Regions from separate parts of the Homo sapiens genome. Here region 2 is linked to region 1. Evidence: read pairs that join two places in POLR2A ChIA-PET (ENCODE). Cell type or tissue: PC-9. All regions are shown on one strand. Each heading gives the region's core, and the rest is flanking DNA. Links, peaks and the distances in the headings are about the cores only.

The links. Peaks named below come from ENCODE experiments on the same cell type or tissue, not always from the same donor. Only the 100,000 strongest peaks of a DNase experiment are listed, where the experiment ranks them.
Region 2: POLR2A ChIA-PET joins it to region 1 with 20 read pairs; 2 of 35 experiments call an interaction of 5 or more read pairs at or near these places.

What each region holds. Positions count from the first base shown.
Region 1 is chr17:29,823,193-29,828,571 of GRCh38, reverse strand. All of the region lies in intron 2 of SSH2 (slingshot protein phosphatase 2), which reads left to right. LOC124900390 (a long non-coding RNA gene) reads left to right here. Exons shown (of 2, transcript XR_007065694.1): 2 at 858-5,379. Among named protein-coding and RNA genes, the nearest start is that of SSH2, 100 kb to the left of the region's middle. In PC-9, for the core only: no CTCF peak of the experiment used is centred there; a DNase peak (open chromatin) is centred at 2,691; H3K27ac peaks cover 430 bases.
Region 2 is chr17:29,598,293-29,603,671 of GRCh38, reverse strand. The region is part of intron 1 of ANKRD13B (ankyrin repeat domain 13B); the gene reads right to left. Among named protein-coding and RNA genes, the nearest start is that of ANKRD13B, 7.8 kb to the right of the region's middle. In PC-9, for the core only: no CTCF peak of the experiment used is centred there; no DNase peak of the experiment used is centred there.

The DNA of each region.
Region 1 (5,379 bases), core at 315-5,314:
GTACCCAGAAAATGTGTATTCTCTTCTGCTTTAAAGTTTGGCAAATCACTTGCTTCCAGGGATTCTCACTGTCTTTAGCCTTTTCTCTAAAACACACATTTCTGCTTTTGATCCATTTTTGTGGAACTAGGAAGAGGGGTTAAAGCATGCCATCTTTCTGTAGGAGTCCTAGGGAGTTTTGAGTGGTTGGGAATCTATTCTAAAAGTTCACAGTAGATTCAGACCCTGCTGAGAAAGTCTTTACTTTGTATTTAAATTTGTTGTGTAGCTTAAGAAGATAAAAGAGCAGGATTCTTAAGGGGGTTTTGCTGCCAAGTGCTACGAAAGGAAAAATTAAAAGTTTCTTGTGTAGTCAATGAGAGTTCATTGCAATCAAGATCACTTACTGAATTTGTTAAAGACTTCCTGTGATGGCAGGGTTCACAGATGATCAATAATTCTGTTTTTGTAAATACAGGTGAGTTTTGTATCTTATCCTTTATCTAGTCTAACATGATGGCTCTACCTCCATGGCTGCCTTTTCTGTTACTTAGTTCTCTAAGTGAAGAACCAAAAGCATCAGCTAAATTGTTCTAGTAATTAGGAGAGTGTTAGGAATTGGCTAGAAATACAGCTTAACCCAGCTATGGCAGGAAGGTAAGCAGAGGTTCTATCATATGTAATTATCCTCTTTAAAATGGTTAAGAAATGTATTAGATAGCATTACTACTAAAACCTAAGGCTTATATTGATTTAGAAAAACATTCACATTACAGATATTGTAGCTATGCTGGGGTTTTTTTTTTTTCTGTACTCATTCATTCTATTTATTTTTTCCCTAAATTATTTCTTCATTGTTTTGTGTTTGTCCTTTCCAGCTTCAAAAAGCTATACTGAGGGATATGCCAAGTCATAATGCATATTACCTGGAACTTCCTGGAAACCAAGCATTTTATTCCTGTGGAAATGTGTTTAGCCAAGTTTTAGAAGAATGACAAAGTGAGAAAACCAAATTTATTTTTATTGCTGTTGACTATTACTTAAAATAGGAAAAGGAGCTTAATTCTTGGGCTTCTTTATCACTAACTTAGTATGTTCCAAGCACTGTTCTAGTTGCTTGAGATACAAAAACAAAAATTGCTGTCCTTCTGAAGTTAGTAATCTGATGCCTGTTACCATTTCACCCTCTGCCCCTGCCAAGGAAACAATCAAACTGGGATTTAAATCCTAGCACTACTATATGCTGTCTGTGACTGGGAAGTCATTTATCTTCTTTGAGCCTTTTACTAGTAAGAAGCCTGGTAATCATGTTGCCATTTTATCATTTATATAAGCATCTCAAGAATAATTTGTTAGCAGTTCATTCTGCAAGAGGGAATTTCCTTGTAACTTGCTTGGATTTGTACTCAGAAGTGCCTTATGCAAAATAAGTTAAAGAAGTTTTGTCCCAGCATTTACCCATATGTGTTCCCTAGTGTGTATTTTTACAATTGACCTGGCTTAACATCAGCAACAATTTGTAGTATGACACCAAGACTACATAGGTTTATATTTATGGAATTTAGTCTCATACATGTCATCAGAGTTGAGGGGAATGATGAAGGAAATGAAAAAGTCGAGCTCTCTTGGTAGGTAGCTGCTACCTTTTGGTATAGTCTTCATCTTTTCCTTTTGGGAACTGTGTCTACTTTACTCCATCTGATTCTGGTAGGGCTGAGAATCACTCGGCCTTGCTTTTCTACCACTGGATGGTCATATGTCCATAGACCCATGTCAGGCTGGTCAATCAAAGCACTCCTCTTCCCTGGATATTATGGTGGCACATGACCCAAGCAGGGCCACTGTCATTTTGAGAGATGGATATAGGTCTCTCTGGAGGTAAAAAGGGTTAATTTTTTTCTGGACTCTGATTAAAAGGATGATATATGCTTAGTGTGGTAGGTGGTCATCTTACCACCACACAGAGACAGTCTACCTAAGAATAAGAAGAAAGCAAAGTCAAAGAGAAAGAGTGGAAAATAAAGACCTAATAACATCAATGCATTTCTGAATCCCTGTTGAATTTACCAGTTAAATAAACTACTATGTTTTTTGTTTCTCTTGAGTCAGATTGCTTGCAACTGAAAGCATCTTGTATAATACAATATCCTTATCTATGATTGTAGTCATCGTTTGCATTTGTCAATATTTTTGGTTCTCCTTCTCCATACTGGTAGGATTATGTTTCCTTGGGAACTGACATGGTCATGTGACTGTTTCGGCAAACAAAATATAAGTGGTTTTTGTCACTTCTAGGTGGAAGCTTTTAAGTCTTAAGAGCTGTTGCATAATTCATTATATTCCATTTTCCCTGTCACAGTGACCAGTCAAGATGAGAGAGAACAACATGGAACAGAATATCCACCAACCTAGGATGGACATGTAACATAAATGAGAAACTGTTGTTTTCAGTCACTAAGATTTTGATGCTTTGTGTTTTTGCAGCCCCTCTGACTAATACCTGTATGGAATACATTGTTCTATATTAAATTTTTCTAAACACTTCAGGTGAAAAAATATCTTAATATAACATCTAAAAACATGAATGTCTACAGAATTAGGTTATTAAAATATTTAATATATGTAGCTATTCTTGTTCAGAATTAAGAGTAGGCCAGAGGTAAGCAGCAGTATTTCCTGGTTTACCATACAGGAACTAAACCTGCTTTTAGGGCTGTGACCTCTGACCAAATTATAGTTTGCCTTGTTTCGTATCATGTGGCAGGACAAAGTCTATAATGACAGGTGTTTAAAACTCAGACACTATGTAAGCACTCTAGCCTTGCCCATAACAATTCCTCTTATGTGGGCAGGACAATGATGGCGTCTTCCGACCAGGCCTTGCTATCTGAAAATAGAGAAATGTTTCAAGGACAGATTAAACAAAAGCCTGATTTGCAGCCATGTAGTATCAGTATTGAGGCCTTGAAATTAACAGCCCTTGTCAGATAACCATCAAGGAAGGTCCCTCTAGTCTTCAAAGTAAGTATATACTACAGACAGCAGTGAGCTCTGTGGGCATGAACATCCTCTTTAAGCCATGTTAGAGTATTACGGGCAATGCCATTTGTTCATGCCACATAAAACATGTCATCTTTTCTCCCACTTCTGCAATCCTGGACTTCAAAGGCAATGTATTAAATTTTTTTACTGAAATTTTATGGAATATTTTGCTAAATATTTGTATAATTATTATAATCTTTGTATTGGATTCTCCAGCTTACATGAAGGATAGCATATTCTCATGGGCAGAACATACTAACCTGTCATTTAACCTTTGGGTACTTTAATTTCTCTGCCTCTAAAAGGAAATAAACATTTCTCTTCCTCTCCTACTTCTCCTTGATTGTGCACATAGGAAAATGTGGTATATAATGTATTTGTCAGGACTATTGATTGAGAGTAATAGAAACTGTCCGTAGGAAAATAAAGATTTGTTGGTTCATGTAACTGGGAAGTGTAAGGGATAAATTTAAGGTATGACTGGATTCAGGGCATCAAATTATTTCATCGAGGTAATCTCTCTTCACCACATACCTCTGCTTTTTTCTATGTTGGTTTCATTTTTGTACAGGCCCTCCCTATAAGGCAATGAAAAAAACAGCCATCTATAACTCTAGTTGTACATTTTATCAGCTAAGCCACCCTAATGGAAAGATATCTTTTTCTTCAGTAGTTCTAGCTGGAGAATACAAAAGGATGGTTCCCTGCAAGAAAATAAGTTATTATCAGAAGAGGAATTGATGGGGCAGGCAAAAACAACAAATGTTCATTACATATAAATTCAAAGTTGTAAAGTGTACAGCTATGCTACAGGCACAGTTGTCTGTAGCAGACACAGCAGGTTGAATACCCTATATCCATTCTCTACTGCCATTCCTAAAAACTCGGTTTTGTTCAGGTTGGTAGGTATCCATTTCCTCCAGGTAGCCGAATACCTCAAGGGAAACTGACCAAGCCCTATCCCATGAATCCTGATTAGACCCAGCCAGTCAGAGGGTGCCATCCCCTTGCCAGAGGTTGGCTTAGGCATGAGCATGTGATCCACTTCAGGGCAGTGAAATGAGAGGGGAAGCTTGGGAGTCTGGGAGGCTTCTGGGACAATTTTCCTTGCACTTAAAAAGACACAGGGGAGGGTCTGTTTTTCTCAGGGCCTGTTGGGGATGTATGTGATGAACCTTGACTGTGGCAGTCATCGTGATGCCATATTAGCCTGAGAGCAATGCTGACACAATCAGGATGGCATAGCACAAAGATAGGGAAACTGCATCTTTGATAAAGTTCAGCCACTGAAGTAACCAACTGTGGTCCTTTTGTTATGTAAGATGATAGTTTTCCTTATTTAAGGCATGTTCAGGTAGTTTTGTTTTTGTTTTTGTTTTTACCACTTGTGACTGAAAAATATCATGACTAGTAAGTAGAGATGTTGTGGGTTCCTCAGTCATGAAAGAAGCTCTTAGAGGGCTATATAGTTCCACTAGACCTAGAACAGTGCCTTGTACATAGTTGAAGCTCAGTTGTCTTTATTTGTATTTGTAATTTAAGCACTAAAAAATAAAACACCTTTCTTCTGTAGCAATTCAGTATAAAAGCCTTTAGATGGGATTAAACAAAATAGATGTCTTTGAGTGGGCAGCAAGGCCCAGTGTGGAATTTTTTTTTTTTTTTTTTTTTTGAGACAGAGTCTCACTCTGTTGTCCAGGCTGGAGTGCAATGGCATGATCTCGGTTCACTGCAACCTCTGGCTCCTGGGTTCAAGCAATTCTCCTACTTCAGCCTCCCGAGTAGCTGGGATTACAGGAACGCGTCACCACACTCAGCTAATTTTTGTATTTTTAGTAGCAATGGGGTTTCGCCATGTTGGCCAGGCTGGTCTGGAACCGCTAACCTCAAAGTGATCTGCCCACCTTGGCCTCCCAAAGTGCTGGGATTACAGGCATGAGACCGCACCCGACCCCAGTGTGGAATATTGGTGCCCAAGTGGGTTAGGAGGGCATCCGCATGGGGGAGGTACCCTGGAGTTCGATGTTAGAGCCTAAGCAGGGTGAGGGAGTTACTGCAGAGAGAAGGGATTAGAGGGTGGCCCAATGTGGGGTGTTAGAGCTGGAGGAATGTAAGGAAGGCATCATCCACACAGAGGAACATTAGCCCAGTGCAAGGGTCAAAGCCTGAGGTGGGTGAAGAAAATACCTGCTTTATACTGTTCTGGAAATTCTTCTATAAGTTTGTAATCATATGTACCCAAAATGTACCTGTATTTCATTTTGTAAACTGTCACAAAATTAATATTTCCAATGCCTCATATGTTTTTAAAAAATATGAAACTATTATTTATTTGAATATATTACATGAAACTCCTCA
Region 2 (5,379 bases), core at 231-5,230, 220 kb after region 1:
CACTGAATGGAAATAACAGCAGATTAGACACTGCACAATTTAAAAATCAGTGAATTTGAAGACAGCAATAGAACTTTCCAAACTGAAGCACAGAGGAGAAAAACAGTACTGAAAAATAAAGTTGGCTGGGCTTCTATAGTCCCAGCACTTTTGGAGGCCAAGGCGGGAGGTTGGCTTGAGTTCAGGAGTTTAAGACCAGCCCAGGCAATACAGCAAGACTCTGTCTCTACAAACAAAACAAAACAAAACAAAACAACTTTTACATTAGCTGGGCATGGTGGCAAGCAGCTGTAGTCCCAGCTCCTCTGAAGCTGAGGCAGGAGGATCCCTTGAGCCCAGGAGTTCGAGGCTGCAGTGAGCTATGATCACGCCACTGCACTCCAGCCTGGGCAACAGAGCAAGACCCTGTCTCTATGGAGCCTCATAATCTGTAAGACATTATCAAGCATTGTAACATATATCTATTGGAATCCCAAAGGACAGAATAAAGAAGTAGGACAAATAAGACAAATTTAGAGAAATAGGCCGGGTGCGGTGGCTCACGCCTGTAATCCCAGTACTTTGGGAGGCCAAGGCGGGTGGATCACAACATCAGGAGTTTGAGACCAGCCTGGCCAATATGGTGAAACCCCATTTTTACTAAAAATACAAAAATTAGCCAGGCGTGGTGGTGGGCACCTGTAGTCCCAGCTACTTGGGGGCTGAGGCAGGAGAATCGCTTGAACCCGGGAAGGGGAGGTTGCAATGAGCCGAGATCGTGTCACTGCACTCCAGCTTGGGCGACAGAGGGAGACTCCATTTCAAAATAAGTAAATAAATAATAAAAGAAAGAAAGAACGTCCAAAATTTTTCCAAACTTGATAAAAACTACTATGGTGGGTTGAAGAATGGTGCCCCTCCTAAGACATGTCCACATCACATTCTGACCCTCACAGCCTATGAATGAGACCTTATTTCAAAAAAGGGTCTTTGCAGACATAATTAAGTTAAGGATCTCAAGATGAAATAATCCTGGATCACCCAGGGGGCCCTAAATCCAATGACAGGTGTCTTTCTAAGACACTCAGAGAGGTGGGAAGGCCATGTGAAGACGGAGGCAGAGACTAGAGTTCTGCAGCCACAAGCCAAGAGGGTTGTGGCCCAGTCACCAGAATCTGAAAGAGACAAGGCAGGACTCTTCCCTAGAGCCTTTGGAAGGACTGCCACCCTGCCAACATCTCAAATTTGTATTTATGTCTCCCGAACTGTGACAGAATAAATTTTTTTTTTTTTTTTTTGAGATGGAATCTCACTCTGTCGCCCAGGCTGGAGTGCAGTGGCGTGATCTCAGCTCACTGTAAGCTCCGCTTCCCCGGTTCACGCCATTCTCCTGCCTCAGCCTCCCAAGTAGCTGGGATTACAGGCACCCACCACCACGCCCGGCTAATTTTTTGTATTTTTAGTAGAGACGGGGTTTCACCGTGTTAGCCAGCATGGTCTCGATCTCCTGACCTCGTGATCCGCCCGCCTCGGCCTCCCAAAATGCTGGGATTACAGGCGTGAGCCACCACACCCGGCCAAATATTTGTTGTTTTAACCCACCTAGTTTGTAGTAATTTGTTGTGGAAACTAATACCAAGATAAAGCCAAGAACCAAGAAATTCAATGAACCCCAAGTAAGACAAACACGAAGTAAACTACACCAAGGTCCATCATAATCAAATGCTGAAAACTAGTGGTAAAAAGAAAATCCTAAAAGCATTCAAAGAAATGAGGTCCATTATGTATGGAAGAACAGATACAGGAAATACTATATTCTTCTCATCAGAAACTATGTAAGCCAGGAAACAATATAATGAAATCTTTAAAGTGCTGGGGGAAAAAAACAAAAACAAAAACTTTCAACCTAGAATTCTTTTTTTTTTTTTCTCTAATCCAGTATGACTGGTATTGACCTAGAATTCCATACCCGGTGAAAATATTCTTCAAAACTGAAGAAGAAATAAATATGTTGGCAGACAAACAAATTCTAAGGGAATTTATTGCCAGATGTGCAGGAAATGTTAAAGGGAGTTCTTCAGGTGGAAAGAAAATGATCCCAGATAGAAACTTGAATCTGTACAAAGGATTGAAGAGTGCCAAAAAATGTTAAATGTATAAGAATGTCAGGAGGCCAGGCACAGTGGCTCATGCCTGTAATCCCAGCACTTTGGGAGGCCGAGGCGGGCAGGTCACCAGAGGTCAGGAGTTTGAGACCAGCCTGGCCAACATGGTGAAACCCCATCTCTACTAAAAATACAAAAATTAGCTGGGCGTGGTGGGGGATTCCTGTAATCCCAGCTACTAGGGAGGCTGAGGCACAAGAATCGCTTGAACCTGGGAGGTGGAGGTTGCAGTGAACAGAGATCGCACCACTGCACTCCAGCCTGGGTGACAGAGAGAGACTCTGTCTCAAAAAAAAAAAAAAAGAATGTCAGGCTGGGCGCAGTGGCTCATGCCTGTAAGCTTTGGGAGGCCGAGGTGGGCAGATCACTTGAGCCCAGGAGTTTGAAACCAGCGTGGGCAATGTGGTGAAACTCTGTGCTACAAAAAAATACTAAAATTAGCCAGGCGTGGTGGTGCATGCCTATCGTCCCAGCTACTGGGAGGCTGAGGTGGGAGGATCCCTTGAGCCAGGGAGCCAGAGGTTGCAGTGAGCAGAGATCATCCCACTGCACTCCAGCCTAGGCAACAAAGCCAGACCCTGTCTCAAAAAAAAAAAAAAAAAAAAGTCAGTAAAATATTTAAAACCCACAAGAATAAAGAGAAGAGATGTCAGCAGATGAGAAACTTCAACACAACTTTAGAACATGGAAAGTGGCTGGGGCCTCACAACTGACTTAGGGGAGCAGAGGAAGCTGAAACTAAAGCAGCCACAGAGGGAAACGTCCACATAAGGAGCAAGCCAGGTGACCCCCAGCCCCCCTGAAAGGTGTAGGTAGGACCTGCAGGCAATGGGGATGGCAGAGGTGGAGGTGAAGCTAGAGCTGAGTGCAGGGAGGCTGGTTACAATTCAGGATCCCCTGGTCCCCTTCCCAGCCTCATTAAGCTGGGAGATGCCCCCCTTCCTCACCACAGGACACCAGGGGTTTATTCTTTGTAGAAATTGGGCATGAGATGCTCTGGACTCAGGAGCATTGGCCACAGCAGAGGATGAGGTATGGTGCTGAAAGCCAGTGATCCGTGAAACCCCAGCCCCTTCCCTACCTGGGTCCTGAACCACTGGCAGCCAGGTCACACCACCACCACCCTATCTACCCGAGTAGGAAGTTGTCCCAAAGACCTCAGAATACAGACATCTGGTGACCCTACAATGAACAGGCCAGCCTGCCACCTGATCACCTTACAGTAGCACCCACACATCCCTGAGCTCCCCAGCCCCATTCTTAAATATGACCCAACAGCCAGGAGAAACTGGACACTTGATGAAAGCTTCCCATGTGAAATAAACCAAAACATACAAATTAGATGCTAAGACGGCTGGGTGCAGTGGCTCACGCCTGTAATCCCAGCTCTTTGGGAGGCCGAGGTGGGCGGATCACGAGGTCAGGAGATCGAGACCATCCTGGCTAACACGGTGAAACCCCGTCTCTACTAAAAATACAAAAAATTAGCTGGGCGTGGTGGCGGGCGCCTGTAGTCACAGCTACTCGGGAGGCTGAGGCAGGAGAATGGTGTGAACCCGGGAGGCGGAGCTTGCAGTGAGCCGAGATTGCGCCACTGCACTCTAGCGCGGGGGACAGAGCGAGACTCCGTATCAAAAAAAAAAAAAAAAAAAAAAAAAAAAACAAATTAGATGCTAAGAACCCAGAGGAAATTCTCTTGATGCAGGGAATAAAAGAAAACTCTTTGGGGGAAAACAGTAATTTACATCCTCAGGAAAAATATAAAAAGATCATTGAATTCATGAAACAAAATGGGACAGCCTGGCTTTCCATGACGTCTCCTGCCCTTTCTCTTGCCTTCTTCATTCTGGAAGTGACTTTCTTAACTTTTCCTTGTTTTCTGCATTCCTGGACAGCTGCACCTGCCCCCATAAACAGTAAACATCACCTGGATTTACTGCATTTTCAGGTGGAAAAAAAAACCAACTTTAAAACTGTCTACATCTCTTCTTTTTCCCGCACCCTCCACATCTAACCCATCAGAAAAACTTGTAGGCTCTGCCTCCAAAACAGACCTAGAAGCCGCCCAGTTTCCACTACCTTGCAGCTGTTGCCCCCCCATCTCTCACTGGCAGCCCCCTACTGCCTCTTTGCTGCTCCCCGGTTGCCAGGCTCTATTGTCCACCTCACCTATGGCAGCTAAAGTCACCCTGTGAAGTGTTACTCAGGTCCTGACACTCTTTAGTTCAAAATCTTCCAGTGGCTTTCCATCGTAGGTAGCAGGGAATCCAATGGCCCCAGACTTCTCTTTGAACTCATTTGCTCCACCCTTCGCCAATGGCCTTCCCCGGAACGTTCTCCAGGATCCTCCAGAGAGCCCCAAAGCTTTCTCCCTCCCTTCACTCAGGCTGCTGCTCAAATGTCACCTCCTTAGAAAAGCCCACCCTGACAGCCCATCTGAGGTAACAGCTGCTATGGCTCTATCCACTGCCCGTCCAAGTGCCTGTTGAGCACCTCCTGCACCTCGAACAGAAGCCCCATCAGCCAGGTCCCTGCCTGCTTTGTTCACTGCTGGTTCCCCACTCCCCAGGCAGCACCTGGCACATAAATATTTGCTAGACAAATGCATAGAGTACTAGGCTGAGGGGGCACAAGGAGGGGAAGGTAATTAACCAAGAAATCATTGCAGAAGTATATTGTTTATGCCGGGGGGCTCACGTCTGTAATCCCAGCACTTTGGGAGGCCAAAGTAGGTGGATCACTTGAGCTCAGGAGTTCGAGACCAGCCTGAGCAACATGGCAAGACCCCATCTCTACAAAAAAAAATACAAAAATTAGCCAGGCATGGTGGCACCACCTGTAGTCCTAGCTCCTTGGGAGGCTGAGATGGGAGGATCACCTGAGCCTGGGAGGCAGAGGCTGCACTGAGCTGTGATCACACTACTGCACTCCAGCCTGGGTGACAGAGTGAGACGCTGTCTCATGAAAAAAGAAAAAAAAGAAGAAGAAAGAAAGAGAAAGGGAGGGAGGCAGGGAAGGGAGGGAGGGAGGGAGAAGGGGAGGGGAGAGGGCAGTATAAACAATATATTGTTTATAATTAGGGAGGTAAATGACAAAAGGAGTCCAGAGTGCTGGGGAGGTGGGAGAGGCGGAGCAAGGAGCACTGCTTTTCATTACGCATCTTCTAGCAACAGTTAAATATTTTAAAGCATGACCATGAACTCCATTGTCAAAAATGAAACATTTTAAATAATTT